Linked DNA regions of Homo sapiens: region 1 is linked to region 2. Evidence: read pairs that join two places in POLR2A ChIA-PET (ENCODE). Cell type or tissue: PC-9. All regions are shown on one strand. Links, peaks and the distances in the headings refer to the core of each region. The heading gives the core; the rest is flanking DNA.

Region 1 (5,000 bases), core at 1-5,000, 220 kb before region 2:
AAAGGGAATGAAAATGCAAGGCAGGGCCTAGGGACCTGGCAAGTGCTACAGGAGATTGGAGGAGGGGCTGGAGGAAGGGGAGGAGAGACACCTAGGCTGAGGGGATTGAGCTAGGACTCTTTCCCAAAGCCACAGCAAACCTGGTATACAAACATCTCACCACCACTAACTTGGCCATGAGATGCTCACCTCCTGAACCCTTGAGTTCCCAGCTCATGGCCTTCAGGACCCTTCCACCCTCCATGATGCGCCCCCACACATGCCCATGCACAAGCTTAGCAGGTCTGGCTTATTGAACAGCAAACACAGGCCTGACTCCAGATGTGTTTACCCCACTCGTGGGCCTGCCCCGACAAGCACACTGTAGACTAAGGCAGCTAGGGACCTGGGTCAAAGATACACTTTCAGGAACTGGCCAAAGTCCCAGCCTGCCCTTTCCGCTCTCACAGGGGCTGGAAATTTACCCCGGGGCCATAAACAAAAGGAGATTTCTATGGGAACTAGGGCCCCAACCTGGAAAGCTTCCATTCAGCAATCTAGCAGCCCAAATCTGTCAACCTATGATGTGCCAGGCCTCTGCTAAGGCATTTTATTTTTTTATTTACTTGATTAGTACAGCAACCCTATGATACAGGAACTAGTGTCCCCATTTTACAGAAGAGAAAACTGAAGCACAGGGAGCCTGCTAACTTGCCCGGGGTCATCCCCAGCAGGGAAGTGCTGGGCCAGGGTCTTCAGGCTGAGCTCTGTCTGCCTCTGGGGGATGAGATTCCCTTCCCCACCCTGCTGCTCACCCTTGGCTGTGACCAGAAACCTCCCAGGTCTGGAAACACCTTCAAGTGCTCTGGGCAAATTCTCAAAGTTTCTGATGACCGCTGCTGCATTTCTGAAAGGCTCAGATAACCCCCGAGGCAGGGGACAAGTAAGAGTGGGTACGGTGAGACTTTGAACAAATGTACAGAACCATGAACCAAATAAACCACTTTTCTTTATATTAAAAAAAAAAAAAAGAGTGGGCACGGTGGCTCATGCCTGTAATCCCAGCCCTTTGGAAGGCTGAGGTGGGCGGATCACTTGAGGTCAGGAGTTCGATACCAGCCTGGCCAACATAGTGAAACCCCGTCTCTACTAAAAATACAAAAATTAGCTGAGCATGGTGGTGGGCACCTGTAATTCCCCAGTTACTTAGGAGGCTGAGGCAGGAGAATTGCTTGAACCTGGGAGACAGAGGTTGCAGTGAGCCGAGGTCATGCCACTGCACTCCAGCCTGGATAACAGAGCGAGACTCCATCCTCCTCCCCACCAAAAAAGACTGGGTGTCATTTATAGAGGACCAAAAATGTGCCAGATGCACTTACGTGGATTAGTCAATCCTTCTGACAATTCCATAAGGTAGCAATGATCATCCCCAGCCTACAGATGAGAACACTGAAGCTCACAAGGTTAAATCACTCACTGTAGGCTGCATAGCTAAGTGGTGGAGCTGAGATTCAAACTCAGGTTTATTTAAGACATAAATTATTTCACAATTCTGCCCTCACACGCTACTGCATTTTGTGGAGCCTCTGACCTTGTCCCAAGAACATCAAAAAAGAAAGAAATGTGGAATTAATTTTTCTCCCCTGGAAGGGCGTGGCCTGGCTGGGGTCTTGAGAGGATACCGCCAGACCCCTGCAGATGCAGACTCCCTCAAGTGGCCTCTGCTGCGGGCACTCGCGGGTGGACATGTTACATCGTGGGCAGGGCTGAGGCTCCAGGAGGAAAATGCAGCGTAGGCGACATCTGGAAGCAGAAATGTGGTAGCTCCAGAAGTTTTCATCTGTAATCTTTGTTTTGCAAGGAACAGGGATTTTTTTTCTTTTCAAAAAGTACTCCACTTCCTTTTAGACCTTTCACAAATATTTTTGTAGGAGAAATAAGGAGAAAAAAAAAAACCCACAGAATGCTTGTCGCAGCTACTCACTTCCACCATGAATCACAGACACAAAACCACAGCTATGTGGCTAGCAAAGCAACTATGTGTTTTCACATTTCATTATTGGGAATCATTTAGCAATCTTCCCGGTGTCATCTGCAGACAGATAGACACAGACAGACGAATACACCCCTCTGGGTCCCAAGCAGCCTCATACAACACAGTCATCAGATGACTTTGCAGTTAATCCATTTTCCCCTTCTAATCCTTTTCTGGGAAATTATCCTGCCAGGTTTAAATCTTCCCCTTTAGCCCTTCTGCAGAGGTGGGGTGTGTGTGTGTGTGTGTGTGTCTGTGTGTGTGTGTGTGAGAGAGAGAGAGAGAGAGTGTGTGTGTGTGCATGCGCCATGACAGGGGGAGGAGGAGGAGTGCCGAGACACTGATTCAGTTAATTTCACAAGTGGAAACAAGTGTATGTTTCAGAATGCCTCCCTTTTTTTTTTTTTTAAACTGTGATCATACTTTGCTAAAGTTATTTTCACCTGGGAAGCTCACAGTGCCTTTTCTGACCGTGGCAAATTAATTAACTGATGGCAGATTTAAAGATGGAGTAACTGGAAAAACTACCGGACCCATAAATCAGAAACCTCCTTTATGTCCTGGACAAGAGGTGAAACCTGATACATATTTGAAAAACTTGAGCTCAAAAGGAGAATTCACGGAGCCTGAAAAAATCTCCATTATGACTTTTGAGACATGTTCTCTCCACAGCTTCCACCCACGCCCCGCCACACACACACGCATACACACACATACCCCCGCAGAGGGAGACCCTCACTGAGTGAGCAGCCAGTTCTGTAAAAAGCAGCCGGATGGGGCGAACCTTCCCTGGGCCATCTGAAAAAGAGCTTTGCCAGTCTTTCCTCTCTTTTCTTGCTTCATTGCTCCCAGCCTCTTCCTTTCAAACAAAAATCCTACAGGATTTAAGTTGGCTAGATGCTATGAACATAGCTACAAGCTTGAAATGTTTATTGTCACTAGTTATTTTAAGTCCGGTGCTGGAAACTGTATACATTAACATTTTAATGAGGCCGAATGCTGCTCCAGGCTCTCACCGACTTCTGTAGTTTTCTGAAAAGACGCTGGATACCTTGCCTAACCCAGTACTCTGCAGTTTCCAAGCCAAGCTGGATGTTTCCGCACTTGCCTACGCTCACATGCCCTGGAGGCTGGTTCGCACAATGACTATAATCACAAGTTCTGAAGTCGAGGAGAGCTAGGCTGGAATCGCCCTTACCCTCAGTGTCCTCATTGCAAAGTGGGAGTCATGGGAATACCCTCCTCACAGGGTCATGGCAAGGACTGGCAAATGTGCTGAAGATCTTCCACTTGCCCCTGGATCCCTCTCCATCCCACTCTGAGTCCTGGGAGATTCCTTTGCCCTCTGCCTTCTGGTCCAGTTCCATCAGTGGGGAACTGTGGCAGGAGGTCAGAGGGCAGGAGAAGGGTGAGTGGAGGTGCAGATCCTCCCAGCTCCCTCGCAACAGGTACTGCAGGTGAGCAGTGGCTGCATTCCTCCACCAGAGGCCGCAGCCCTGTCCATGGCCCTCTCCTATAGCCTGAGCTACCCTGGGTTCTTATGACTGCTGGTCCCTTGCCCCTTTAGACCTGGAGGGTAAGAGCTTGCCTACGTAACTACCCTGGGATACTCCACCATTATTCATTGTTTTCTCTTGACTCTGCCAGTGCTTTTGTAAATAAATACATCGAGTGTGCCATCCCTTTCCTGCTGGAACTCTAACTGACCCAGACAAGAAAAAGTATTTGCTATCGAGTACTGAGCACTTACCTATGTGAGCCGGCACTTTATCCACATTCCTTTGTGTTATTCTGACCACAGCTCTGCGCAGCCAGTATTGGTATCATCAGTCTTTCACATTGAGACTCGGGGAGGTGAAAGAACACACTTGATAGCACGACTGGGGAGTAACCGAGTCAAGTGGAACCGGGATCTGTCTGACTCGTGGCCCATGCTCTTAGCCACTGTGCCGAGCTGTCCCCAGTATTAAATTAGGTGGTGCCTGTAAACTGTCAGCTTATTCAATAAGGCTCCATCAATGGTGGGTTAGAACAACAACCACACATACAATCGAAAACACCCACAGTCCTAAATGTTACTTTAGCATAACCCTAACCCAACCCTGACCACAATCCTAAGATTAAAACCTCACCCTAATGCTGCACTGCTAAAGTTATTCCTCTAATCTTACCCTAACCACTACCGTACTGTTAAATAGAATGTCACCCTAACCACAACCTTAGTGCTAGTCAATCTTAACCCAAACTTCCGCCATGGTAACCATAATTCTAAGCACACCACTAAGGCCATGATGAGCTCTGGGGAACCTCTGCACCCCTGTGCTCCTGGGTGCTGGTCCCTGTGCTATGCCATTTATACTCCACTATTTGGACACGACACAATTGACCAAAAGACATTTGTACAACATCCATGTCCTGCATGTCACTGAGCTGGTGACTCTAAAGTGGGGACAGCAAGGAGGAAAAGAATAGGGTAGGAATCTAGCACAATGCCTGAAACACAGCAGGGTGCAATAAATCCTACTGATGATGAAGATGATGATGATGAACTGGAAAAGGTAGCTTTCCCCATCACCGAACTGTAGGCTCTGGGAGGACAGAAGGTGAATAGCTCGTATCTCAGAGATTTGTTTAGGGCTGGACCTGGGGCAGGGCTGGGAGGAGTCCTCTCCTGAAACCAAACCCAGGATGCGGTCCATATATTCCTCAGCTCTGGGAGAATACTAAAAAAGGGAGTCACTAGGTTGTCATCAGAGAGTTTGAGATCTTCTTGGGCCAGATGTCCGCCTTCAGGCTCAAATGGGAGAAGGGGGAAGGTAGGAGGAAGTGTGTAGAAAGCAGACACCATTTCCCTTGAATCTGCCCAGTGCCCCATGTGGGGAGAAGGCGGGGCCTCCTCCCCTGAGCACTCAGAGGCCTGAGCTCGGCATCCTCACCAACCCAGAGATGTCTGCTCTGTGCCCAGCATGAGAAAAGGAAGAGGTTG
Region 2 (10,616 bases), core at 3,062-8,061:
CACCTTGTTTTGAAAACGTTTCCCCTAACTAGCTTATGTCATTGCCATTTCAGTCACCCCCTGCTGCTTTTGCTCACTCAGCCCTTATAGAGTATAGTTTGGGACTGTTACCCAGGCATAGTTCTTTTTCTCCAGTGTAACTAGGTAAAAAATCAGTGGGAAGCTGGTTAGTGAGTGAACAAGACTGAGGTAAGAATAATCTATACTATTAAGGAAACCTGTGAACTTCTTGTATTTCTAATTCAGATTTTGCTATCAAACATATAACTGATATGAGAAGCCACTTTTTTTAAATAATCAAAGCTGATTAGAAAAACAAGAGTTTAGAACACAACTAAACAAATTTACTGATAACATGCTGTTACAAATAAAGTACTGTAAATGGCTTTGAGTTTTTGCAAAATCCAGATTTAAGCTGCTTTATAAAAACGAGATTTCTAAAAAGTCATGTGACAAAACTGCATGACATGTAAATAACATATCACATTGTTGAGAGTCTAGGGGAGCTGTTTTGACACTGTGTATATCATTGGATTCACTCAGTCTTCCAGAAGACTACCGTTGGTCCAGAAAACTGTCATATCAATGGATGTTGGTTTTCCAGGACCTTTTTTTTCACATATAATAAAACTTATTGAAACGTAACAGAGAAGTGCACAATTTTAAGTGTTCAGCTTAGTGAATTTTCACAAAATAAAGACACACATTGGCCAGGTGCGGTTGCTCATGCCTGTAATCCCAGCACTTTGGGAGGCTGAGGGGGGAGCGGATCATGAGGTTAAGAGTTCGAGACCAGCCTGGTCAATATGGTGAAACCCCATCTCTACTAAAAAATACTAAAATTAGCTGGCATGGTAACATGCGCCTGTAGTCCCAGCTACTTGGGAGGCTGAGGCAGGAGAATTGCTTGAACCCGGGAGGCGGAGGTTGCAGTGAGCCAAGATCGTGCCACTCTACTCCATCCTGGGTGACAGAGTGAGACTCCGTCTCAAAAAAAAAAAAAAAAAAAAAGGCACACATGGTATCACTACTAGATCAAGAAATAGGAATTACTGGTGCCCAAGAAATCTCCCTCATCCCCCTCAGTTATTTTCTAATACCCCAAAGATAACTGCTATACTGAGCCATAGATTAGTTTTGCCTATTTTTGAACTTCATGTGAGTGAAATAATACTGTATGTACTCATGAGTCTGGCATCTTTCACTTGACATTGTATTATTGTGAGAGTCATCCATGTTGTGTGTAGTAGTAGTTTATTCCCGTTCCTGTACAATAGTTCATTGTATGAATATAACACAATCTGTTTATCCATTTTAATATTAATGGTCATTGAAGTTTTTTGGTTATTATGAAAAGTGCTGCTGTGTGTCTTTTGATGCTGTATGTGTCCCTTTAGATGTATGTGTTTGTTTGTGTGTGTTTAATTTTGTTTGGATATCTATTAAGGATTGGAATTGCCTGATTATAGAGTATATACATGTTCTGCGTTAATGGGTATTGTTAAACATTTTTCCAAAGTGGTTGTTTCAGTTTATATTCTCACCAGCAGTGTTTCAGTGTTTCAGTTTTTTTGCATCCTTATCAACACTTGGTATTGTTAAACTTTTAAGGTTTAGCAATCCTAGTGGATGTTTAGTGGTATCATGATAATGGATTTAATTTACATTTCCCTGATGACTAATGAGGTTTCACTTTTTTTATTTGATTATTGTTAATTTGTATTTCCTCTTTTATGAAATGCTGATTCAAGTCTTTTTCCCATTTTTTGACTAGGTTTTATGTCTTACTGATTTTGTAGGAGTTCTTTGTGAATTCTACACATCAGTTTTTTATCCATTATATGTATTACAAATTTCTCACTGCAGGACTTTTTATTTTCTTAATGAGCACTTGAATGTAAACGCTGCATGCTGGGTACAGTGGCTCATGCCTGTAATCCCAGCACTTTGGGAGGCTGACGCGGGCAGATCACTTGAGGTCAGGAGTTTGAGACCAGCGTGGCCAACATGGTGAAGCCCCAGCTCTACCAAAAATACAAAAATTAGCTAGGCATGGTGGTGCACGCTTGTAATTCCAGCTACTCGGGAGGCCGAGGCACAAGAATCACTTGAATGCAGAGGTGGAGGATGCAGTGAGCCGAGATCGAGTCACTACACTCCAGCCTGGGCGACAGAGTGACAGAGCGAGAACGAGATTCCGTCTCAAAAAAAAAAAAGAAACTAAACGCTGCAGTAAGACAGTTTGATCTCAGTATAGTAGAAAAGTAGTCTTTACCGTTTACCTTTTAGGTCCAATGGACCCTTTGTATTTTAAAGTTTAAAGTAATTTTACAAATAATTTACAGAATTTAAGAATAAAGGGGCCGGGCATGGTGGCTCACATCTGTAATCTCAGTACTTTGGGAGGCCTAGGCGAGCGGATCACTTGAGGTCAGGAGTTTGAGACCAGCCAGGCCAACATGGGAAAACCCTGTCTTTACTAAAAATACAAAAATTAGCTGAGCATGGTTGTGCACACCTGCAATCTCAGCTACTCAGGAGGCTGAGGCATGAGAATTGCTTGAAGCTGGGTGGCAGAGGTTGCAGAACTGCACCACTGTACTCCAGCCTGGGTGACGGAGTGAGAGTCTGTCTCAAAAATAAAAATAAAGGGATAGTGAAAAAAATGTTAAAGACAAACTCTTTTCATCCATTAAATTTGGGCACACAAACATCTTAAAAGATGAAATAATTCTGTCACATACCCTTTTTTTTTTTCTTTTTTTTTGAGATGGAGTCTCGCTCTGTCGCCCAGGCTGGAGTGCAGTGGCGCAATCTCAGCTCACTACAAGCTCCACCTCCCAGGTTCACGCCATTCTCCTGCTTCAGCCTCCCAAGTAGCTGGAACTACAGGTGCCCACCGCCACGCCTGGCTAATTTTTTGCATTTTTAGTAGAGACGGGGTTTCACCGTGTTAGCCAGGATGGTCTCGATCTCCTGGCCTCGTGATCCACCCGCCTCGGCCTCTCAAAGTGCTGGGATTACAGGCGTGAGCCACCGCGCCTGGCCTTCTGTCACATATCCTTTTAGCAAATTGAGATGGTCCAGGTTCTTGCCACAAAATATGTGATAAGATAAGGTCCTTCCTGTTTAATAACTAAGTGAATTACCACACCACATTTCCTTTCTGTTCTTAGAAATATATTGTCAGCTGGGCATGGTGGCTCACACACCTATAATTCCAGCCCTTTGCGGGGCTGAGGCAGGAGGATTGCTTGAGGTTAGGAATTTGAGACCAGCTTGGGCAACATAGTGAGACCCTGTCTCTACAAAAAGTAAAAAATTAGCCAGGCTTGGTGGCATGTGCCTGTGGTCCCAGTTATGTGGGAGGCTGAGGTGGGAGGATCGCTTGAGCCTGGGAGGCCAAGGCAGCAGTGAGCTGTGCACTGCACTCCAACGTAGGCAACATAGTGAGATCCTGACTCAAAAAAAAAGAAAGAAAAGAAACCGTAAGGCTACAAGTATTATTATTTACTTTTTCTTCTTTTATTTCTTTAACCTTTTATTTTTAAATCAATACTCCATATAAAACTGATTTTATATAGCGTGAGGTAGGGGTCAATGTTTATTTTTTCCGAATAACTATCCAGTTCACCCCAACACCATTTACTGAAGAAGTCATCCCTACTACTTTGCAGTGACTTCATCATAAATTCAATGTTTAAATGAGTTTGTTTCTGGACTCTCCATTCCTGTGGTCTATTTGTCTGTCTTTGCATTAGTGTCATATTTTAATTACTGTAGCTTTACAATAAATTTATCTGTTAGTGTAGGTCCTCCAATTCTGTGCTTCTAGATAAGGGATTGGCAAGCTTTCTTTTTTATTTTTTCTTGAGACGGAGTCTCAGTCTGTCACCCAGGCTGGAGTGCAGTGGCGCTCACTGCAACCACTGCCTCCTGGGTTCAAGCGATTCTCCTGTCTCAGCTTCCCAAGTAGCTGGGATTATAGGTGTGCACCACCATGCCCGGCTAATTTTTGTGTTTTTAGTACAGATGGGGTTTCACTGTTTTGGCCAGGCTGGTCTCGAACTCCTGACCTCAGGTGATCCATCTGCCTTGGCCTCCCTGGGTGCTGGGATTACCGGTGTGAGCCATCATCCCTGGCCTGGCAAGCTTTTTATAAAGGGCCAGGTGGTAAATATTTGTAGGCCTTGTGGGTCACATTTGGTCTCTGTTAAATATTTTTCTTTCTTTTCTTTTTTTTTTTTTTTTCACATTTAAAAAAAATTTTATTGAGGCAGGGTCTTTACTCTGTTGCCCAGGCTAGAATGCAGTGGCAGGATCACAACTCATTACAACTTTGACCTCCTGGGCTCAAGCAGTCCTCCCACATCAGCCTCCCATGTAGCTGGAACTGTAGATGTGTCCCACCATGCTTGGCTACGTTATTTTTTGTAGAGATGGGATCTGCCTGTGTTGTCCAGGCTGGTCTCAAACTCCTGGGCTCAGGCCATCTGCCCACCTTGGCCTTCCAAAGTGTTGGTATTACAGACATGAGCCACCATGTGCAGCCTTTTTTTTTTTTTAAACCTTCAAGAATGTAAAAAAGATCACTTTTAACTGTATTTGGAACATAGGCCATAGTTTGCTGACCCCTGTTCTAGATTGTCTTGATTATTCTTATTAGAATCAGCTTGTCAGTTTTCAAAAACCTGCTAGAATTTTGATGAGCATTGCATAGAATCCATTGACCATTTGGAGGAAGAATTGAAATCTTTATAATATCAAGGCTTCTGATCAGTCACAACTATGTTTTGACTGGCTTTAGGATTGGAATTGTGGACTTTTTCCATTCTATAGCTATCTTACTAGGATTAGTAAGGGACTGTGAGTGCTATAGGTTTTCTTTATATTTCCATTTGTTATGGTTGTTCTTGTTTATAGTGATAACTTATCTTTGGGAATTTTAATTTTAGGACCTTGGTTATACATATTTAGAAAACAGGTGCTATTTCACGTGAAAAGAAAACAGGAAGGAATTTAATTCCAAAATTTGGTATCTTGTAATTCCCATGGTTTGTTAATTTTAATATGTTTCTGCAAATAGTATAATACATAAAATACCTTCTTTAAAAGTATTTGTATAACTGCATCATACCTCTTAGGTTTTTACATTTTGGAGTTTTATATCAAATTTTGAAATTTTTATAATTCTAAGGTATTTATACCTAGTTTTAGGGGTTTTTTAAGAGATTTATAACACACTTAACTATACAAATAAACACTTTCTAAATACTTAAAACCAGATATTTGCTTATTTTTCTTTTTATCTTACCAAGGTACAATGCATGCGTTTTTATGTGATTGTATTTAGTGAATTTATGTAATGTTTCTACTATATTTTAAATACATGTTTTTATATGTCAAAAGGGTCATAGTATTTCATTATATTTAAAGGTGGCTTATTTTCATACAGATTTTTAATATGAGTATCTCTTGATATATTTGTTACAAAGCCTTAAAAGGTCTCTAGTTTTATAAATGAAAACGGTTTTGAGTCTGTCATTTTGTAACATCTTTGAACTTTGAAAATTTGAAAGTCCAGTAATAGACAGGTGCAGTGGCTCATGCCTGTAATCCTAGCGCTGTGGGAGGCTGAGGCAGGTGGATTACTTGAGCTCAGGAATTTGAGACCAGCCTGGGCAACTTGGTGAATCCGCATCTCTACCAAAAATACAAAAATTATCCGAGCCTGGTGACATAAAAAATTAGCCAGGCATGGTGGCAGGCACCTGTGGTCCCAGCTACTCGGGGGACTGAGGTGGGAGGATCACTGGAACCCAGGAAGTCTAGGCTGCAGTGAGCTAGGATCATGCCACTTCATTCCAGCCTGGGTGACAGAGTGAGACCCTGTCTCAGAAAAGGACAAAAAAAAATCAAATAGTGATAAATATTTGCCATTTATATGTAGTGTTGAAAGTGTATTTCAAATGGTTTCAACAATTTCTGGCCCCCAGAATGAAAATAAAATGATGGGCCTTGGCTGTTGATCAGCAATTTGGTCTGAAAACAAAGCACCCTACCCTTTCAACCCTTCTGCCATGTCCTCTTATCTGCACACCTTTTAATGCCTCCTACTTCCTTTGTCCTTTCTTCTGGCTTTTACACATGCTCTTTTCTTTGTCTGGAATTCCCTTCTTGCCATTCTTTGCTTTATTTATTCCTATTTTTCCTGCCCTGGGGCAGCACTTCAGTAATTACAGATTGGGATTATTTAATGAAATCAGACATTGGGAATACTTTGGTTAGCAAGACAAACATGTTCCATATTTATCAAATTCTGTTCTAATTGTTGAGTTAATTGTCTCACTCTTCCTGTGGACAGTGAACTCCTTGAGGTTAGGCATGACTCTCTTTTTAGCACCAGCTCATTACCTGACAATCAGTATGTGTTCAGTGAAAGTTGCTTCTTCCAAAATGTCAGTCATGGATAAAATTCTCAAGGCATTCACAATTTTGTTAGGAAGGGACTTTGCTCATATTTAGAATTTGATTAGAATACTAGATAACATGTTAATAAGGTCTCTCATGGACTCTTGTACATTGTGGAAGATAGTCTTCTTTTATCACTTATGTGAACAAATAATTGCTACATTTAATACATAGCAAATGATTTTATACAACTTTAATGATCTGATATATTATTGAGGCACTTTAAATTAATAAGTGTAATTCCGAGAAAGGAACCACACCTTCACAAGCCCTAAAGCGGCATACTTTTTTTTCCTTCTGTAAATATATACTCTCCATCCTTAGCATTGTGATGTATATACTTTGACAAGTTTCTGGTCACCTTCTTTCGCCTTTGCCCATTATAGCTCTGCCAAGCCTTCACTACTTCGCATAGACCATCTACTCTAGTGCTGCTTTCTCAATCTTAGCAAACATTTTTATTTTGCATTATATTTATAATTTAGCTTCCTGCCTTACAGGAAATCAAGTTTACCTATCAAGCCCAGTAAAACATCTCACTTCTAACCCTTAGCTTTACTTAGCATGCTCATAATCTTGTAGTCTCAGGAGAAGCGGCCCTTCTGATGAGAGCTAATCCTCTCTCTGTGCCCTTTAAAGAGATACAGTTTACATTTTTATCAAAGTGATTCATATGCATGGTTTAAAAAAATTGGGCCAAATGGCCACCCACTGCTCCATGCCCTCCAAATGTTTTTGCCAATGGCATCCTCTTTCAATTATTTAGCTGTTTCTTTTGGTCGCCATCTTCATAGCACTAAATAATTATGTTGCCCTTTTCACTACTTAAACACTTACACATTTTAGATATTACATATTTATTTAACTGTCCTGAAAAATAAAGTTTTCGTTCTTCCTCAACACTCTGCCATATGGGTGTTAACTACAGCATTCCCCTTGCTGACCCTCCGGAATGTGATTTGCTGTTTATCGAATCTCATGGCTTCCTGTTACCATTCAGTACCTCCATTTCCTGGAGTGCATGCTCAAGTAACTTGCTAAGGAAGTGTGGGTGAGGGGTAAATTTTCTGAGTCGTCCTGTATCTGACAATGTCTTTATTCTAATCTCACACTTACTTGCTAATTTGGATATAAAATATGATGTTGAAGATAATTATTCCTCAAGGTTTTAGGATCATTGTTCTATTTTGTTCTATCACATTGTGTAGGTGTTATACTGTTCTGATTCTTTTCCTGTTTTGGTGACCTCCTCTCTCCCAAACTTAAAAAATCTCTGGTATTCTGAAATTTCAGTGTTTTTTGTTTGCTTATTTAGTTTTATTATTAATTGTACTGAGTAGTCAGTATGCTGGCCCCTTTCTGTCTAGAGATTGGAATCTCTTAACTTTGGGACATTTCTTTGTGCTATTTCTTCATTCATTTTTTTTCTCTCGTTTTCTGTTTCTGGAACTCTTCATTAGTAGGATTTTGGATCTGTTGGATTGATTATCTTTGTGCCTTTTATCTTACATTTTGTTGTACTTCCTGAGATACTTTAACTTCTAGTCCTTTATTGCATCTTTTATTTTGAGAATTGGAAATTTTTTTTTCTGTGGTTCTTCTGGCGTTGATCTTTTTTATAAATAGCACATTGTTCTTGATTTATAGATGCAGTCTCTTTAAGAATCTCTCTGAGGATAACAATTTGAGTTGAAAGTTCTTTTCTGCTTTTTGCATTCTGTTTTCTCCAAATTCAGATCCTATTTATTTATCTTTAGTTTTTCTTTCATTTTGGACGTGTTCCTCAAATATCTAGCAATCCTTGGCTGTGCATTTATGTTTAAGCATGGAAGACACTGACAAACTGATTGGGAGCTCTGTGTATATGAGAGGGGCTTGTTACCTGTCAGGTTTCTGCTTTATGTGAATAGGGTAAGGAACTGTTACTACTGCTAGGGGACTCTCAAATTCAAGGATTTAAGAGACATTCAGCCTAAGGAAAGGCTGGTTGATGGTTCCGAATATAGATTTACGTATTTTTAGCCCCAAGTTTTACTCCTTTCCTTCCCTAGCACCCCCTAGTGTCTGAGAATCCTGACCTTCTCTGAGGTTCTCTGGGCAAGCCAGCCTTCTTTTGATTTTATCCCTTTCTGCCATCAGTACTCTAAACTGGTTTCTTCCTGCTCTGTAAGTTACCACTCATATTTGTTCTTTGTCTTTCAGAATGTACAAACAAGATTTTCATCTTCTGATTACCTCCTCTCTCTGTTTATTATGGGTTTGTGTATTTTTGAGTTCCTTGCAATGGGTTTGTAAAAGGTCAACTTGGCTGAGCTAAACTCCATTTCCCAAAATTCCCTTTCTCTCTCTTTTTTTTTTGAGACAAAGTCTCACTTTGTCACCCAGGCTGGAGTGCAGTGGCACCACCTCAGGCTCACTGCATTCTCCACCTCTTGGGTTCAAGTGATTCTCCTACCTCTGCCTTCCGAGTAGCTGGGATTATAGGCACACGCCACCATGCCCAGCTTAAGTTTTCTATTAGTAGAGACAGGGTTTCACCATGTTGGCCAGGCTGGTCTCTAACTCCTGACCTCAAGTGATCCACTCGCCTCCGCGTCCCAAAGTGCTGGGATTACAGGCGTGAGCCACCGTGCCTGGCAGTCTTTCCCATATGTTTCTGATTAGGTTGGGTCACAGGGAGATTTTCACACCTAACATGAGACATTTATTGCTGGACAACCAAAAACATTCTCTTTCCCCAGAAAAGCACACAAAGTCTTTTTTTTTTGTCTTTAAGATAATATTAGTTCATCCTTCTCCACCTGATTCACACTCCCTCTTTCATGTTCTGTAACTTAAATACTGAAATATAAGGTTAACTCTTATTAACACATGTTAGATAATAAGGAAGAAAACTAATGAACCAAAAAATATTTGGTTAATACACACACACACACACACACACATATTTAAACACAAATATATCAAATTAAGGAAGAAATATTTGTAACTATTGTAGTCCATATTTCTGCAATGGTCATGTGGTCATAGCTGGTATATATGTTCTTCCACTACTCATTCCATATTCCCTTTGCTCTAAGTAAGTACTTCAGCCAGTTCGGATTCCTTGCCTCATGGGGTGACCCAGGCTTTCATTCTTGAAAGATATGGGCTATTAGCAGTTCTTTCTGAATTACTTCTGCTGTTTGCAGTTCTACAAAACCCTTTGCAATTTTCCGTGGACTTGAATCTCAGGACATGGGAAATACTAAGAGATGTCCTAGAGGATCTCTTGCATTTCAGACACACTTCACTTCACCTGTATTGTGCAATAGTCACTCAAATTCCTCTTGAAAGTTAGGGTCAGTTATCCCCAGTGAATACAGTAACCCTCTCCATTGCCTCTTGATTTGGAACTTCAGAGTAAAGTTGGGGTCTCAACTTCAGGTTAGTGGAATCATTTGTTGTGTCCCCTAGTGGATGTGTTCGTCTCTTTGAAACTAGACTTTTAGAACAACAAAGCCTAAAGTCACAGGGATAGGAAATAAATATTTTGCCAACACTGAATTTATTAGTCTTCATTGATTTCCCAAAGAAATGAAAGAAAAAGCCTCCTAGCACTCATTAAAAGTCATGAAAGGCATCACTGTCTACTACTCAGTCACCTAAGCCAGAAACCTTGGAATCATCTTAAATTCTTCCCTTACAACTATCATTTTATTTCTACTGGTGACAAAATCCTATCAATTCTACCTTATTTTACATCTCTCACTTTTATCCCCTCCTCTACATTCTCATATCAGTCACTGCCTTAGACTAGGCATCACCTTCACTTACCCAAATTGTAAAGATGATCTTTAAACTTTTTGTCTCTGTCCACTATTTTTCTGCTAAAGCAATCTTTTAAAAATCAGACTATATTTAGTGGCTCTAAGTGCTTATAAGGTAACACCAAACTCCTTAACCAGCTGAATTAATTTATCTGTTATAATCGAGATCCAAGTCAGATGGCTTTAACAAGTTAGAAGTTTATTCTCTCTTAGGACTTAGGTGATGGTTCAGGAATCCAGTTCCTTCTGATTTACCTGGTCTTGGATATTTCACCACCATGTCAGAACCAGCATGAAAAAGGAAATGGAGAAGAGGAGGATGTGCCCTTTCCTTTA

The links. Peaks named below come from ENCODE experiments on the same cell type or tissue, not always from the same donor. Only the 100,000 strongest peaks of a DNase experiment are listed, where the experiment ranks them.
Region 1: POLR2A ChIA-PET joins it to region 2 with 10 read pairs; 2 of 35 experiments call an interaction of 5 or more read pairs at or near these places.

What each region holds. Positions count from the first base shown.
Region 1 is chr14:74,570,040-74,575,039 of GRCh38, forward strand. The region is part of intron 3 of LTBP2 (latent transforming growth factor beta binding protein 2); the gene reads right to left. Among named protein-coding and RNA genes, the nearest start is that of LTBP2, 40 kb to the right of the region's middle. In PC-9, for the core only: CTCF peaks have their summits at 3,516 (motif pointing right) and 3,719; DNase peaks (open chromatin) are centred at 492, 1,992, 3,152, 3,512 and 1 weaker place; H3K4me3 peaks cover 3,091 bases; H3K27ac peaks cover 5,000 bases.
Region 2 is chr14:74,785,372-74,795,987 of GRCh38, forward strand. The region is part of intron 4 of YLPM1 (YLP motif containing 1); the gene reads left to right. Among named protein-coding and RNA genes, the nearest start is that of YLPM1, 27 kb to the left of the region's middle. In PC-9, for the core only: no CTCF peak of the experiment used is centred there; no DNase peak of the experiment used is centred there.